Regions from separate parts of the Homo sapiens genome. Here region 2 is linked to region 1. Evidence: chromatin loops called from intact Hi-C (ENCODE). Cell type or tissue: heart left ventricle. All regions are shown on one strand. Each heading gives the region's core, and the rest is flanking DNA. Links, peaks and the distances in the headings are about the cores only. Region 1 overlaps PPP2R5C (protein phosphatase 2 regulatory subunit B'gamma). Region 2 overlaps PPP2R5C (protein phosphatase 2 regulatory subunit B'gamma).

Region 1 (8,330 bases), core at 187-8,186:
ATTCTCCAAAGAAACCAGTCTGTCTAGGAAAAACTAAGGCTGCTAATGTAGGAGCTGGCACCTCAAAGCAAATTCTCTGCAGTTTAGTCTCTAGGGGCCAAAAGTCACAAGAGCCAGCTCCCAGCCAAGGCCTCTAAAGCAAGTGGTCAGATGACAAGCCCACCCACAGCCAGCTGTGCCAGTGCCTCATCTTTGCCTGTGTGAACAAAGAAACCCTTCATCTGAGAAGCAAAGTCTTCCAGTTGGTCTCCTTGTTCAGCTCTTGCCCCTCGTTCCCACATAGCAGCTAGGAAGATCCTCTTACTTCCCTACTCAAAACACCCCAGTGGCTTCCCATGACCCTCAGAATAAAAACTCAAAGCCCAACCAGACTCAGTGGTTCATGTCTGTAATCCCAGCACTTCGGAAGGCCGAGGTAGGAGGATCGCTTGAGGCCAGGAGTTTCAGACTAGCCTGGCTGACACAGTGAGACCCCTTCTCTACAAAAAAATCCAAATATCAGCTGAGCATGGTGGTGTGCACCTGTATCTCAGCCACTTGGGAGGCTGAGGAGGGAGGATTGCTTGAGCCCAGTAGTTCAAGGCTGCAGTGAGCTAGGACTGCACCACTGCACTCCAGCCTGGGCAACAGAGTGAGACCCTGTCTCTAAAAACAAAACCCCAAAACAACTCCCCCTCCCTGCCAAAATCCCAAAACCCTGTCTAGGCAGGCTGTTTATAAGATCTTACCCTACCTTGTCTGTGCTCGGCTCCCTACCTCCATCCCTCCTGCTCTGCCTACCCTCACTTTTCCTTAGTCAACTGAACACCTGGCAGTGGACACGGCAAACTCACTTCCTCCATGGGGCCTTTGCACTAGCTGCTGCCTCTGGCTGAATGAATATCTTGCCCTAGATCTTTGCACTGTGGCCTCCTTCTTGACATTCACATTTCACTTTTCATGTCATCTGCTTGGTGAGACCATCCTTGACCACCTGAAGCAGCCTCCCAATCTCCAGCAGAGGGGCTGCCAGAGGGTCCTGTCCACCAGTGGTGTGTGGAGCTATGTGAGTGGTTTTGGTTGTCATCATGGTATTGAGATCCCCAGGGCCATTGCTCTGCAAAGGTGAGACGCTCTCACGCCCAATGTCACTAGTGCCCCGCAGAAAACACCTGCAGCTCCACACTCCACTTCTGTGCCCTCACTGGAGGCAAACTCCACGAGTGCAGGAACTCTGCACCCGCAATGGTGCTCAGCACATGCCAGGTCTCAGAATGAACCTGCTGGATGACTGAGAATGAAGGAATCCCCTGGAGGGAAGCCGCAATGTCAGAGAAATCGGCCAAGATAAACAGGAACATGATACCGAGAGAGGGTATGATCCCTCCAGGGGACAGAAGGGGGACCTGACTCCAGAGCCCAGCCTCTGCCACATTGCACAGCTTCCGTGTTCTGGACAGTGGCCCCATTCATAATCAGCAGGACAAAGTGGCTGTGCTCTGTGAAGCAGGTCTGAGAATGGGAGGAAGGTGAAGGGAGAACCTTGATTTCCGTATTACTTTATTTTTTACTTATTTATTTTTTGAGGCGGAGTTGCATTCTGTCACCCAGGCTGGAGTGCAGTGGCGCAATCTTGGCTCACTGCAACCTCTGCCTCCTGGGTTTCAGGGATTCTCCTGCCTCAGCCTCCTGAATAGCTGGGACTGCAGGTGCATGCCACCACACTCGGCTTTTAAAAAAAATTTTTAATAGAGATGCGGTTTCACCATTTTGGCCAGGCTGGTCTCGAACTCCTGATCTTAGGTGATCCACCCGACTCGGCCTCCCAAAGTGCCAGGATTACAGGCGTGAGCCACTGCACCCAGCCGCATTACTTTATTTTTTAACCCAAAATAAATTTTGTGTTTTGAACCCAAAATAAATAAATAAATAAGAGAAAATGTCTATAAAGAAAGACTAGGAGGACAAAAGGTCGTGACTGCTCTTGGGTCTGTCCAAGTCCCGCTCCTATGGGCAATGGAGTCTTTCTCGTGTGGGTATCAGGTGTAGGCCAACCACAGACCAAGCAGTAGACAGGGCCTCCCTCTCGTCTCACCATGCATTCCCTCTTCTTCTTGCCCTCCTCTTTCCTTAATTTTATCTACTTCCTTCTCTTTTGCCAATATAAGTCTTCTCTTCCTTTAAATTTAACCTTAAATTTGATATTTCATATTAAGAAGATTGATAGGTAACAAAATAAGTTCAATTAAATTAAATACACTCCCATAAGAATTATTTTGGAAAATACTGGTAGGGTCTGAAGTAGCTCTGTCCAGCAGAACTTTCTGTGAAGCTGCAAATGTTCCACATCTGCTGGTCAACAGAGTAGCTGCTGGCCACATGTGGCTACTGAGCACTTGAAATGTGGCCCGTGCAACTGAGGGACTGAATTATTTACATAATTTTAATTTTCATTAATTTAAATTTAAATTTAAAATAGCCATATGCAGCAAACAACAAACATCTTGGCCAGGGCAGGTCTAACCCCTTCAGAGCCCCTTAGTAATTTGATATTACCACCGGGCCATGCCAGCCCTTGGTCAGAGCTAACACCTGCAGGCTGCAGGGTATCTGAAATTAATCTCTTGGGGGCCATTTTTGTGTTGTTGTTGAGATGGAGTCTCACTCTGTCACCCAGGCTGGAGTGCAGTGGTGTGATCTCAGCTCACTGCAACCTCTGCCGCCCAGGTTTTCAAGCAATTCTTATGCCTCAGCCTCCCGAGTAGCTGGGATTACAGATGCCTGCCACCAAGCCCAGCTAATTTTTGTAGTTTTAGTAGAGATAGGGTTTCACCATCTTGGCCAGGCTGGTCTTGACTCCTGACCTCATGATCCACCCGCCTGGGCCTCCCAAAGTGCTGGGATTACAGGCATGAGCCACCGTGCCCAGCTGCTCAATCTTATATTAAGGAAATATATACAAGATAGTGTGGTGGCACACACCTGTAATCCCAGCTACTTGGGAGGCTGAGGCAGGAGAATAGCTTGAACCCAGGAGGCGGAGGTTGTGGTGAGCCAAGATCGCACCACTGCACTCCAGCCTGGGCGACAGGGTGAGACTCTGTCTCAAAAAAATACACACACACACACACACACACACACACACACACACACACACGAGATGAAGAAAAAGCCAAATGCCCTTAATAAAGCATTTTTTTCCCCTTCTGGAGAGCTTAATTTCTAGGCTTGTTCTCTCACTCCCCCAGGTGGAGAACATGAAGATGACAACGCTGTTTGGATTTGGGAAGCAGCACTTCCTTCACTGCAGGAGCACTGGAGAGTCTCTGCTTAAAACAACATACTGATAGGAACGTGTGAGGTGATTAGAGAGGACACTGTGCTAAACCAGACACCGCTGTGCCCTGCCCTTTGGCAGGTACCCAGTGTTTAAGGAAACACTGGAGACCCATCTTCGAATTGAAATATTCCAGATGAATCTTCCCTGTGATTTAGGAAAACATCACCGCATTTCATGTTGGTGGCAGACTGACTCACTCAGCTCCGCTAAGGATGCAGGTGGAAACCTTTCCACCATCACATGGCAGGGCTATAAGTTGCCATTCACCCTGCTGTTGCTTTAATGTAGGAACTTTGAGCTTCTTTCTTGAACTGGAAAATTTTAGATTTCATATCATTTGCTTGATGAGCTCTTTCTAGAATTGCATATACCGTAGCGAAGCTTTTACTGAAGAGGGAGAGGAATGCTGATCTTATCTATTGGCTTTAACCATGATACACACCCTAGGGTCCAATGTGCTTTCTGGAACTCCATAATTTTATGGTAAGCCCGTGTCTCCCTAGACGCTTTAAAGCATCTGATTTTCTCACCCAAAGCTCCAGGTGGCTCTTTACATGAAATGGGTTCCATCTTGTCCCATCCACTCAAGGACAATAAGATCTAACTGAGTGGGGGCCAAGTTACTCCCAAGTACACTGGATGTCCAGAAGCAACAGGTGCTACACTTCAAAAATGATGGAAACAGCCACTACTTCAGTTCCTAACAGGTCTTTATCTCCTCAATCCTCAACACAGTGCTCGCACAGAACAAGACATGCTCAAAACAAACCCTATCTTATAAAACATATTAAATATATATGTAGCTATGCTCTACTGAGAAACATTCCCAAAATAAATTAAGAAACACAAAGCATAAAAGATCACAGAGAAACCTTTACAGTCACTGCCACATAATGACATTTCAGATAACAACAGACTGCACAAATGATGGTGGTGCCTTAGATTGTAACACCATATTTTTATGGTATCTTTTCTATGTTTAGATATACAAATTCTTGCCATTGTGTTACAGGTGCCTACAGGGTTCAGTTAAATGACATGCTGTACAGGTGTGTAGCCTGGAGTGACAGGCTATTCCATATGCCCTAGGTGTGTAGCAGACTACCACCTAGGTTTGTGTTAAGCACATGCCATCATGTTTACAAAACAACAACATTGCCTAACAACACAGCTCTCAGAACGTACCCCCTCATTAAGTGATGCATAACTGTATTTAAATGGAAATCTTATTTTGAAGTGCTTTAATTAAAATAAGATCTTATGAGGCTATACTTTTTACCACTGACCTTTTAACCAAGATCTTATGAGACTACACTTTTTTCCACTGAATATGTAAAAGAAAACTAAGAAAAAAACCAAAATACTCTACTTTTTAAAATTTTCCCAAGACATTAGAAAAAAACCTAAGTACCATAATCTTCTGCTTTAGTATACTGTTATTTATTTAAAATGAATTACACTGAATAAAAATTCTACATTAGAGTTCCCTTATTGGATCAAAAAAGTGATAAATAAGCCTCTTAATAAACAAGTTTTTTATTGTTGTTGCTAATTTACAGTATCAGAAAAATCAGCAACCTAACTGACTTCAAGGTCTCCTTTTCAGTACTTTTAAAACCCACCAACTCAATACTTCTTGACTCTAGGCCCTAATATATATGGCAAGATCAAAGAAGACTCGAGCTCAACTGATGCCTTCAAGGACTGCATCTAGCTAGGAAGGCAAGTCACAGGGGAACGAAGGTCATCTAACACAGTGTACATGACACAGAACTGCATACAGCCAGCCGCTGGTCTAGTAAGTAATTGCTATAAGCATTTAAAATATGGAAGACACACAGTCCAAGATGGTGAGAAACAGCTTCGCTGAAGTTTCTGGATAGATGAGCTTGAGTTGGAGCTAAAAAGATGAAAGGGGCTGGGCACAGTGGCTCACGCCTGTAATCCCAGCACTTTGGGAGGCCGAGGCAGGTGGATCATGAGGTCAGGAGACCGAGACCATCCTGGCTAACACAGTGAAACCCTGTCTCTACTAAAAATACAAAAAATGAGCCGGGCGTGGTGGCGGGCGCCTGTAGTCCCAGCTACTCGGGAGGCTGAGGCAGGAGAATGGTGTGAATCCGGGAGGCGGAGCTGGCAGTGAGCGGAGATTGCGCCACTGCACTCCAGCCTGGGTGACAGAGCAAGACTCCGTCTCAAAAAAAAAAAAAAAAAGATGAAAGGATTCAGATGGCCAGCAGAGAATGGGGGTAGAGCATTCTAAAAGAGGGGTTCTCAAAGTGTGGTCTGGGGTGTGTCCCTTGACCCTTTCAGGGGTCCACAAGGTCAAAACGGTTTTTATGATAACATGAAGATGTGATTTGCCCTTTAAAGCGTCATTATGGGGAGTTTTTCACAGGCTACACATACGAAATCAGAACAGCTTGCGTGCAGGGGCAGACAGCTACCTTCGATGGAGCCGGACGTTAAACAGATTAGCAAAAACAGAGCCATGCCACTTTTCTCAGCAAATTAAAAAAAAAAATTCTTTCCACATAAATGTTTTTTATGTCAACATGTAATGGGTGTTACTGTTATTATTAGATGAACTATTTAAAAACGTTCAGCTTTAATTTCTAAGGAAAAATATCGGTAGATAGATATAACTCACTAAATAAAAGCTCTTTGGGGTGCTTGATAATTGTGAAGAGTATAAAGGAGTGATCTCCCTTCTGTGTGAGCACTCACTGCTGTTCTAAAGGAAATATAATGCTCAGATGAATATGTGCCAGGCATGGTTTGTAAGCAAATGTACATATTTTGGAAAGGTGTCTTTATAGTGCAGTGGCTCAACAGGGGGCGATTTGATCCTCCAGGAGACATTAGACAATGTCCAGACAATGTCTGGATGCATTTTGGTTGTCACAGTTGGTGGGGGCAGTGGGCCACTGGCATCCAGGGGTAAGGCCAGGGATGCTGGTGAATGTCCTACAAAGTAGAGGACCACTGGGCAGCCCCACAACAAAATATCTTGCCCCACAGTCAAGTGTTCAGATGGGAACCCTTGGTCTAGAGCAGTGGAGGTCACAAAGGAGGTACCTGGGGTCTACCGACCTTGCAGCTTGTGATGTAGGACAGGAATGGGGGCTAGAGAAGGGAGCTGCCTAAGGAAGAACCCACCACTCCCTCAAGCCTCAAGGGCAGCAAGCTCAGGACATCTGCCTCCTAACAACCCCAAAGCTCGGGAGCTGAGGCTGCGGCTGCCAGGGATGGATCCTCCCCGCAGAACCTCTTTCTGATGCCCCTGGGCTCTAAGGAAAGACCATGGGGAGGCGCTGGGAAGAGGGAGCCAAGACGTGGCAATTAAAAGCAAATGATTCCATTTACTCCATAATCATTACATATGAATTTCAAAAAGATTTTTAAAGTATTACTTCTCTTGGTCTTCTCTTTCACTCAAGTTCAGCTTAGGGTTGTATGGAAAAAAAGGTGGGAAGAGACTGATGGAAGCTAAGGCATAGGGAGGTTCTAGCGAAAGCCCCAAGCTCAGAAGTGAGCCTACAGGGGTGTCAGGGGCTCTCCTTGGAGGAGTTGTGCCGAACAAAATGACTGTCCTTGTCCTCCTCCTTACTCAGGTAAAAACTCTTGCTACAGAGACTGTGAAAAGGAGTATTTCTTGCAAAGATATTTTTCATAACAATGTTGTTAACATTTAATGGGTGTATTATTAAATATTTTTAAAATTTCAATTTTAATTTCTAAAAAAATTACCCTTCCGCCTAGCACCTATGCGACCTGAGGCGACTGTCAGTCTCCCTAGGTCTAGACCATCAGGGAGTGGTGGCACTGGAATGTAAAGGGACAGATTATAACAGGAAAAAATTTACTAAAGGTAGAAGGTGGCAAAGCTAGCTAACGAGTTGGAGAGAGGATTGTTCTTTCTCTTCAGCAACAGATATTATGTAAGAGTTGCTGTAGAGACTTTCAAACAAAACTAAGCTGAAGCAGGTGTAAAATACATGACAATACTCAAACGACCTTTAATGTGCTTAAAACGAATCACTTTACAAAAAGCATGAACACTTCTAAAAATGTAACATTGGACACAGTACACACACTTAAAAGAAACAACACCCACCTATGGTCTGATCTTACAAAATGGACTTGAGGAAACTCAGAGCAATTTATTAACATTCTAAATAATCATAAAATGTGCCTAGTTATGTTTCCACAGATTTGAAGGTTACACTGAGAACAGATGCTCAAAAGTGAGTCTCCTTTGTCAATCTCCACAGAATTTTCCAACTTCAAGTGACCCATGAGCCCGTTTTTTGCCTCTTTCCTTAAGACTTCCTATGAAATAAATCAGCAATAAGTAGTGGGAAGAAACTTTTATTTCCAGGACACGTGTGCAGAAGCAACAAGTCAAAATTAACCATTCTATCTGAAAGAGAAGAAACATGTACCAACACATGTCATTCAAGGAGTAGAAGTTTCTAGAATAAGGCAAAAGTTACAGGGCAGCAGTTATGACCTTTAATAGAACTTTGTTACACTGAAAGATACAGCCTGCCATACTTGCAGGGAAAATGTCTTTCAAGAAGGGTAACACCCAATTTCTTCCATACATTTAAAAATAGCCTAATCTTAAACTTATCAAATCATTTTAGGGATGAGAAAACAGGGTCACACAAGTTAGGTGACATCATTTATGGCAAAGCAAGAATCGGCATGTTTATTTTCTAACCCCCAAGCTGAAATATTTTCCACTGTACCACTCTACCCTATACTCCAGGACTTCATCTTTCTTACTGAAAAACCCAAACCATCAAATGTCCCCTTGTTCTACCCAAGAATTGTTCTGCAACATACGCCACCTGCTTTCTTGCTTTCTATGAGGCTGAAGACTAGACAGGCAGGAGTTTATTATACAGACCTGCCATATACTTGAAGTAGTGTGTTAAGTCAACCAGAGGCCAAGTTCTTGAATGCTTTCTCTGTTTGGATTATTTCCACGCTGTCTGGCTGCTCT
Region 2 (8,330 bases), core at 197-8,196, 130 kb before region 1:
TCTCACCTTCCTCACCCATAAACTAAGGGAGGAGGGCTGGATAGCATAACCTGCTCTTCTTTAAGTTCTGAGTTATAATTACAATATACAATGGAAAGAGATGAAAGAAGGTGGGGAAAGAAAAACTCAGTCGTATTTCTTTAAATAGCAGGAATATTAGATGATACCATATTAATAAATAATATGGCCTGGGCGCAGTGGCTCACGTCGTCCCAGCACTTTGGGAGGCTGAGGCAGGTGGAATACTTGAGTCCAGGAGTTCGAGACCAGCCTGGGCAACATGGCAAAACCCCATCTCTACAAAAAATACAAAAATTAGCCAGGCGTAGCGGTGGGTGCCTGTAGTCCCAGCTACTCAGGACCCTGAGGCAGGAGGTTTGCTTGAGCCCAGGAGGTCGAGGCTGAAGTGAGCCATGATCGTGACACTACACTCCAGCCGGGGGGACATAGCAAGACCCTGTCTAAAAATAAACAAATAAAATACAAATTTTAAAAAAGAAAAATAAATAAATAATGTGGCACCCATATCAACAGTTTCCTTTTAAAGTCTCAGAAGACTATTGCTCAGTAAACGGATTTATTCATCCTCTTTAAGTCAAAAGATGAAGGAGCGGAGTAGGAGGAAATGTTTTTGGCTGCTGGGACTATGGGGCTGTGTTCAGATCACCTGGCTTCCCTCTTCTTCTCCAGGTAGTGACCACTGTGGGGTGGTTCTTGGGTCTCACACAGGGGCTCATCCAGGGTGCATGTCAGCAGAGCTCAATAGACACCCCGAGAATGCAGTGGCCACTGTGCCCCCGCCGGGGCTGAGCCCCACTGGGCTCTGCAGAGACCTTCAGCTTCTCTGCAGGACGCTCAGGAAGAGGCCTAGAAACTGCTGCTACTGGGAGGTGGCTGCAAACCAATGTGCCTCTATACTGGCAGGAATGAAGGTATAAGGTGGTAAATTCAACGGCCACAGAAACAACCCACGCTGCTACTTAATTTATGAGTCCACAAAGCAACTGACCTTCTTGTTTTTTAATTGATATTTAAAATTCTGATATTTATTCTTACTGAAGTAGCAGTAAAACGTGCCATATTTTAAAATGACTGAAAAAGATGGCAGCCAGTTCTTTCTTACTTGTTCCAATGGGTCTTTGAGTTGCGGTACAAGGAAGGAAACATGATGGGCAGAATCTTCGCTGCGTTGTCACTGATTAAACTCATGATGTATTCATTATTCCAGTAATAGAGAGCTCGCTCTGCCACCTGAAAGACACAAGTGGATGGCTTGCTGGAGGTTGTGCCTGAGACATCAGGTGGCTGTCCTTGCTGTTAAACCTGTGAGTCGGGTAATGAACTACCTTGGACCAGAAAATTATGATTATTTCTACAAATTCAAAATATTCTAGACTGTAACCTGTAACCCTGAAGAGCCTTCAACAAAGAGGCAGACAACTTCTTGTACATCAACTCATCAAGAACATTGTCACCTATTTCTCTACTTATTCCGTAAACATTTATGCTAGATGCTGGCTAGATGCTGAGGAGACAACTCAAAGGAGGCCATTCCACCTATCCACCCGCCTCCCCCATCTGTCAGGTCAAGAGGGCGTGCTGTGTTCTGCTGAGCATTCAGCACTGAACAAAGCAAGGCAGAAATCCTTGACTCCACGGAGCTTACATTCTAGTGGGGAGGAGACAGGTGATGGATGATTATTAATTTACTAGAAACGATAAGTCACATACAAAGGGCAGCAGGGCAGGAGAACAGGCAGCGGCGGTGCGTGTGCGGTGGGGTGGCTTCAATGGGGAGGAGGTGACATCTGAGCAAGGACCAGAGGGAGGAGAGGTCCTGAGTTGTCAGCACGGGGCTGGCTGAGGACCACTGCAGAGGGCAGTGGGGGCATGAACAGTAGGAGGGCAGGGGAACAGGGCCTGAGTGCACTGGCGCTTACTCACGGGAAGCCACTAGAGGGTGGTTCCCCCATTTTTCTTTTCTTTTTTTTTTTTGAGATGGATTTTTGCTCTTGTTGCCCAGGCTGGAGTGCAATGGCGTGATCTTGGCTGACTGCAACCTCTGCCTCCCGGGTTCAAGCGATTCTCCTGCCTCAGCCTCCTGAGGGGCTGGGATTACAGGCGCACGCCACCACACCCGGCTTTTTTGTATTTTTAGTGGAGACAGGGTTTTGCCATGTTGGTCAGGTTGGTCTCGAACTCCTGAGATCAGGTGATCCACCTGCCTTGGTCTTCCAAAGTGCTGGGATTACAGGCGTGAGCTACCACGCCTAGCCCATCCATTTTTGTTTTTTAAAAAGAGATGGAGTTTCACTCTGTTGCCCAGGCTGGAGTGCAGTGGTGCTATCTCGACTCACTACAACCTCTGCCTCCTGGGTTCAAGCGATTCTCCTACCTGAGCCTCCTGAGTGGCTGGGACTATAGGCATGCGCCATCGCACCTGGCTAATTTTTGTATTTTTAGTAGAGACGGGGTTTCACCATGTTGGCCAGGCTGCTCTCGAGCTTCTGACCTCAGGTGATCCACCCGCCTTGGCCTCCCAAAGTGCTGGGACTACAGGCGTGAGCCACTGCACTCAGCCCCCCATTTTTATTACTAAAACTTTCAAAAACAGACAAAGCTGCAAGACTAACATAATGAGTGCCCACCTCCCTCCACCCAGATTCAACACTGTTCATACCCTACCCTATTTGCTTTTTCTCTCCGTAGTAAACCAGCACACAAGTGCACGTTCCACAGAACTATCTGGGAGTTCGAGGCAGTCACCAGGACACTTGGCCTGTCCCCATCACAGCATGTATGCCTCTGGGAAGAGGAGCTTCACCTGTATAACTACTGTCAACACCCTTCATCTGCACACAACTCACAGCAGCACTTGGAGGCTCTGAGCAGCATGGGGCTGACGCTTCTCCTGCCAGAAGCCTACAGCTTAGAGATCCTGAGGTTGTGGTGCGGTGTGTATGGGTGGGATGCTGAGAGAATGGCAGGTGAGCCTGTGCCAGGCTCAGGAATCAGGGCTGATTCCTCAGAGGCAGTGAGCTGGGATGAACTTTGCAGAAAAGGAGTGAGTTAGGTAATGGGGGAGGGGAGGGCATGCATGAGAGTGCGGCGTGGATTCAAAACAAGGCACAATCGCATCACAGCTCCTAGGCTAGTTCTTACTTAAGAGTTCAATACCTTGTACTTTAAAAAGCAACCATCTAGGCCGGGCATGGTGGCTCACGCCTGTAATCCCAGCACTTTGGGAGGCCGAGGCAGGTGGATCACTTGAGGTCAGGAGTTCAAGGCCAGCCTGGCCAACATGGTGAAATCCCGTCTCTACTAAAAATACAAAAATCAGCCAGGTGTGGTGGCAGGCGCCTGTAGTCCCAGCTACTTGGGAGGCTGAGACAGGAGAATCACTTCAACCTGGGAGGCAGAGGTTGCAGTGAGCTGAGATTGCACTCTAGCTTGGGCAACAAGCACAAAACTTTGTCTAAAAAGAAAACAAACCAAAAACAAAACCATCCATCCATCCATCCACCCACCCACCACCCACCAATATATTTGGGGGTAATATTTTAAGCCTGATTTAGAAAACAGAAGCTTAAGATGCTTGATGGTTTAAACTTTAAATTTTTCCAGTTTTTAAAACCAGTACTTTTTTTGGGTGTGAAAAAAACATCTAAAAGTTAAGAATGAGCTGGCGCGGTGGCTTATGCCTGTAATCTCAGCACTTTGGGAGGCCGAGGTGGGCGGATCATGAGGCTGGGAGTTGAAGATCGGCCTGGCCAATATGGTGAAACCCCGTCTCTACTAAAAATACAAAAATTAGCTGGGTGTGGTGGCACGCACCTGTAATCCCATCTACTCGGGAGGCCGAGGCAGGAGAATCACTTGAACCTGGAAGGCAGAGGTTGCAATGAGCCGAGATCGCACCACTGCACTCCAGCCTCAGGGACAGAGTGAGACTCCATCTCAAAGGAAAAAAAAAAAAAATTAAGAATGAGTTGGCCTTATGCATATGTGTCTGGAAAAGATTCTGGAATGTACTCTGTGCTGATCAGGTCCTCTAAGAAGCAGAAGCCAAGATGGGCGCAAGCGTGCGTGGGGGACACAGACGAGGGCGAGTTGGGGGGCTGGGCCTGCAGCTGAAGGCCTGAGTGGGTCCTGGCACTGAACTCCCTCATCAGAGGCATGGCAGGCCGCCCTGGCAGCCTTCATGCTCTGTTCCTGGCAGGGACGTGAAGGCTTCTGTGACATGTGGAGTGGCACCCAAGCCACTGGCAGCTGCGCGGCCACCTTGGCTCTGCTTTCCCCACCTGGACTTCCCTTCCTCCTTGCCCTGTCACATGCTTTTATGCAAAACAGCACATTGTGAGTCCACTTGTCCCTGTCTTCTCTTGAAGGTCTAACGTTACCCATAGCGATAGCTAATTTTGCATCTGGGGAAGGGGCTCAAGTTTTTGGGACACTTCCCACGACTGCCAGTCTCTCCTTGGCATACGAACGCCCTGTACTTCAGCCAGGGCTCCGTGGCGCTGGTCTCTACAGTTTCTAGGAAACCATGCTCCTTTGTGCAAAGTGCTCACACTGAAAGCCTTGAGAAACATTATTTTCTCTGTAGGCCAGGATTGATGAAAAAAAAAAAAAAAAAACCCAAAACATAATTTTCCTTTCTTAGTTCCTAATGTGAAAACTCATTGGAATTTATAAAATGAAAATAACCTGAATATTTGTATGGAAGAGACTACACCACAGCAGTTCCTTCCTTTAACCCGACTCAGCCTGGCCTCACTTTACTATGGCTGCCCGTGCTCCAGAGCTTCTTACTCTTCTATCACTTGCCTTCTTGTCTTAGTTTTGTTGGTTTCAATGATCTCTTTCCAAAACCATCTTGAAAGGCTCAGTTTGGAGGACCCCTCATTCTTGTGGACTTTTTCTAACCACTTAGACTTGTGCTAAGGTAACTGCCCATGTGTTTCTGAGAGCCTGCTGCACACGCCACCTGGCCCTTCACGTTTGGCTGTAAGGTGGTGGTGTGACATGGTCACTCTCTTCCACTGTGTGGCCTGCTCCCTGGGCACCGGGAGGTCTTGCTTATTTTGTGCCTATTTTCACCTTGTTCATGATGAGTGCACAATAAAATCCGCTCAATGATGCAAAAGGACAGGTGGCTAGCACGTCCAACAGAGGCAGGCAGGCTGGGAAGGTGTGTGGGGGTGGCCTTCAAAAGAGGTGATGAGCCGAGGCTGGCTTGAAGGGTTAAGGAAATTGGGAAAAGAAAGTAGAAAGTAGCTCTGACCAAGGTCGTCCTCTCGCACAGGAATTTGGCAGTGACAAAAGTCAGAGCTCTCAGCCTTTTTGAAAGGGTAAAGGGAGACAGATTTACACAGTGTCAGGAACGAAGGGCCTCGGCAGCAAGAGCATCTCAGAGCCGAGGCTTTGGCCACCCGTTGTCTATCAATATTGATGCTCAGGTGTGGAAAGGAGGGTGTTTATGAACTTGGAAGCACACTGAACATGAAGATAAAGACAGCTTTACAGAGAAGCCAGATGACTGCTCTTAGTGAGAAAAAGTATCGCGGCAGAAGGGACAAGATGCTCAAGGGTATTCTATAGAATTCAAGTTACAGCATCGTATTTGAAGTATAATTCAAGTAAAAACTTGGATTTTACCTTTAAATTGCATGAGAGGCAAAGCATGGCCAGCTACGCATGGAACTTTTCCTTTCCCAAATGAACACTGGAAGAATTTAATCAGGTCCCCCAAGCCCCACATACCTGGAAGTGTGGGCTGGAGACACATTTGGCCAACTGCCGGAAGAGGGGTTCCATGATCTTCACAAATTCTGATGGTTCAATGACATCTAAAATCTCTTCTAATTCGTTTAAGAACATTACTTCTTTTGGACTGTGAGTCTTTGGCCAGTATTTGAGAAGTGCCATCACCACCTACAAAAGAAATGACACGTGGAGTGACTGATGCCCACGAGGCCCCAACACCTGCATGGTAAGAAGTCTGTGTTTTCACTGCGGTGGCCCCACTGCAAGGCAACACACGGAGATGGTGCCATCTTCCTTACAGAGGGAACAGTGACTCAGTCATCATATGTGATTTTCTGTATTTGAGAAGTAGGTCTGTCTGTCTGGTTATCTATCTGATCAATCAATTTATTTAGAGATGGGTCACATTATGTTGTCCAGGCTGGACTTGAACTCCTTGGCTCAAGTGATCCTCCTCTTTCAGCCTCTGAGTAGCTGGGACCACAGGCACGTACCACCTGCCTGGCTTAATTTTATACACTTCAGAAATTACACAATTTTAGTTTATATAACCCACTTTCTCTGATCAAACACCATTTCAGTAAGAGTCCATTCCTTTTTTTAAAAAAAGAAAAAAAAATAAGAAGTTAGGACAATAATTTAGAAAGAATAAGATCAACGGAGAAAACACAGAGCATTATCAATTCATGTGTACATTTTAGTTGTGGAAGCAGCCAGTACTGAAACTGTGGGCCACGTGTACACAACCCATTTCTTTCTCAAATTTATCAACCATCCATATGTGTTTATACACAAACACACATACTTCTGTATGCATAGACAGTGTTTTCAACTGTGTTAAAATATATCAAAAGGAGTGATGTGAATTAAGCTGACCTTATTAACTCACATCCACAGGTACTGCGATGGGACCTCCCGGGCAGGGCGTACTGTGCTCTCTGTGCGCACACCTGTGGGCGTCAGATACAACAGCCTGAGCAGTGCTGGGCCTGCGGTGAGCAGGCTGCAGTGGCAGCTGTAGCCAGGATTGTCACCACCCAGAGGGTCTGTGCCACCAGCTCTCTGCCAGGCACAGCCCGTCGGACTGCAGTGGTTTCCCAGTTTGTGGATAGTGGATGTTTTATGTTCCTTGGCCAAGTCAGACAGCTAGAAAGAATTTCCACTGGGCAACCTTTCTTTATATGTTCCTGTAGTTTCCAAATGTCTTACCACAATCATACCAGTACAAAATACTGAATGTGAATCCATGCAGATTTCATAATATTTTTAGAGTTTAGCCATCTTAGTTCTAAAAGAGTACAACAATCCAAAACAGGCATTTGCATATGAAGTGCATATATGTGCTTACACACTGAATTGTACAAGTGCAATCCGGTGCGTTAGAGCAGCTCTTTGGCCTCGTCACAGCAACACCGCGGGGCTTCTACCCGACTCTTGTGCTGTGCAATTGCCACAAGTGCTGGCCCCCGGGACCGCCTGGTCGTTTTCACTCACTAGTCATTTCCAGCTCAGTAGATCGCACCAACTCATGGCTTAGCAGGCCAGCCTTTTAGTCATTACAGTGATTTTTTAAAAAGGTGGACATTTAACATCCATTTAGAAAAATTTTGTTTTGATGCTTTGGCATTTGGGCTCCCAGGTAATCTTTTATGATATTACACTTTATAAAACTCCAAAATTCATGAAACAAAGGAAAGTAAGGCTGGGCGTGGTGGCTCACGCATGTAATCTCAGGACTTTGGGAGGTCGAGGTGGGAGGAATGCTTGAGCCCAGGAGTTCGAGACCGACCTGGGCACCGTGGTGAGGTCCTGTCTCTACACAAAATTTAAAAATTAGCCTGGTGTGGTGATGGGCACCTGTGGTCCTAGCTACTCGAGAGGCTAAGGTGGGAGGATTGCTTGAGCCCAGGAGGTTGAGGCTGCAGTGAGCCATGACTGCGCCACTGTACTCCAAGAATCTAACAAACAAACAAAAACCCCAAAAGAGCCAAATAAAAATAAAAAAGGAAGTGCTGCTAGTTTTCAAGTCTGACATAAAAATCTACCATACAAGTGTCTTTAAAAGGAATTATTTCTAAAAATGCATCATTTAATGGTTCTCCTAGCTCAAAACTATTGAATAAGTATTTATTGTGTTCCTACCACACTTTGCGTGTATTGGAATCACTATTAAGGACACAGCAGATGGAAATCACTTCCTACATCTATTTCTCTTCATTTGTCAAATGGAATTTTATTAGGAGAAATATGTTAATTTGTGAACTATACAACACAACCGATTTAGCTATTCCATTTCTCTGGAAAAGGTATCATTTCTGGGATCGGATTCACACACGGGCCTTCCTGTTCACATTGTTTGGAATGAGCTGTGATCGGTATCAGCTATTTTGCTGCGTCAGTGTGGCGTGCTCTGTGGAGGAGGGTGTCTACTCAGGGAATGTGAATCCGAGGCAACAATGGCTGTGTGCTGCTGGGTGCAGCACAAGGCCCCGAGTTTTCCTTTGGAAGCCCAAGGACTGCCCGCTCCCTGCAGAGGGCAGGCGAGCCAGTGGCCCCAGCCTTGA

The links. Hi-C counts contacts between places; a loop is a spot of excess contacts. Peaks named below come from ENCODE experiments on the same cell type or tissue, not always from the same donor. Only the 100,000 strongest peaks of a DNase experiment are listed, where the experiment ranks them.
Region 2: a loop joins it to region 1, with 3.0 times the contacts of the local background. A loop is called at or near these places in 26 of 110 quality-filtered maps.

Annotation. Positions count from the first base shown.
Region 1 is chr14:101,766,029-101,774,358 of GRCh38, reverse strand. The region is part of intron 2 of PPP2R5C (protein phosphatase 2 regulatory subunit B'gamma); the gene reads right to left. It overlaps LOC107984658 (a long non-coding RNA gene), which reads right to left. Exons shown (of 2, transcript XR_001750901.1): 2 at 7,310-8,330. Among named protein-coding and RNA genes, the nearest start is that of PPP2R5C, 8.5 kb to the right of the region's middle. In heart left ventricle, for the core only: a CTCF peak has its summit at 3,246; a DNase peak (open chromatin) is centred at 3,399; H3K27ac peaks cover 581 bases.
Region 2 is chr14:101,899,323-101,907,652 of GRCh38, reverse strand. PPP2R5C (protein phosphatase 2 regulatory subunit B'gamma) reads right to left here. Exons shown (of 16, transcript NM_001352913.2): 11 at 5,764-5,934; 12 at 1,124-1,251. Among named protein-coding and RNA genes, the nearest start is that of DYNC1H1, 61 kb to the left of the region's middle. In heart left ventricle, for the core only: no CTCF peak of the experiment used is centred there; a DNase peak (open chromatin) is centred at 4,202; H3K27ac peaks cover 553 bases.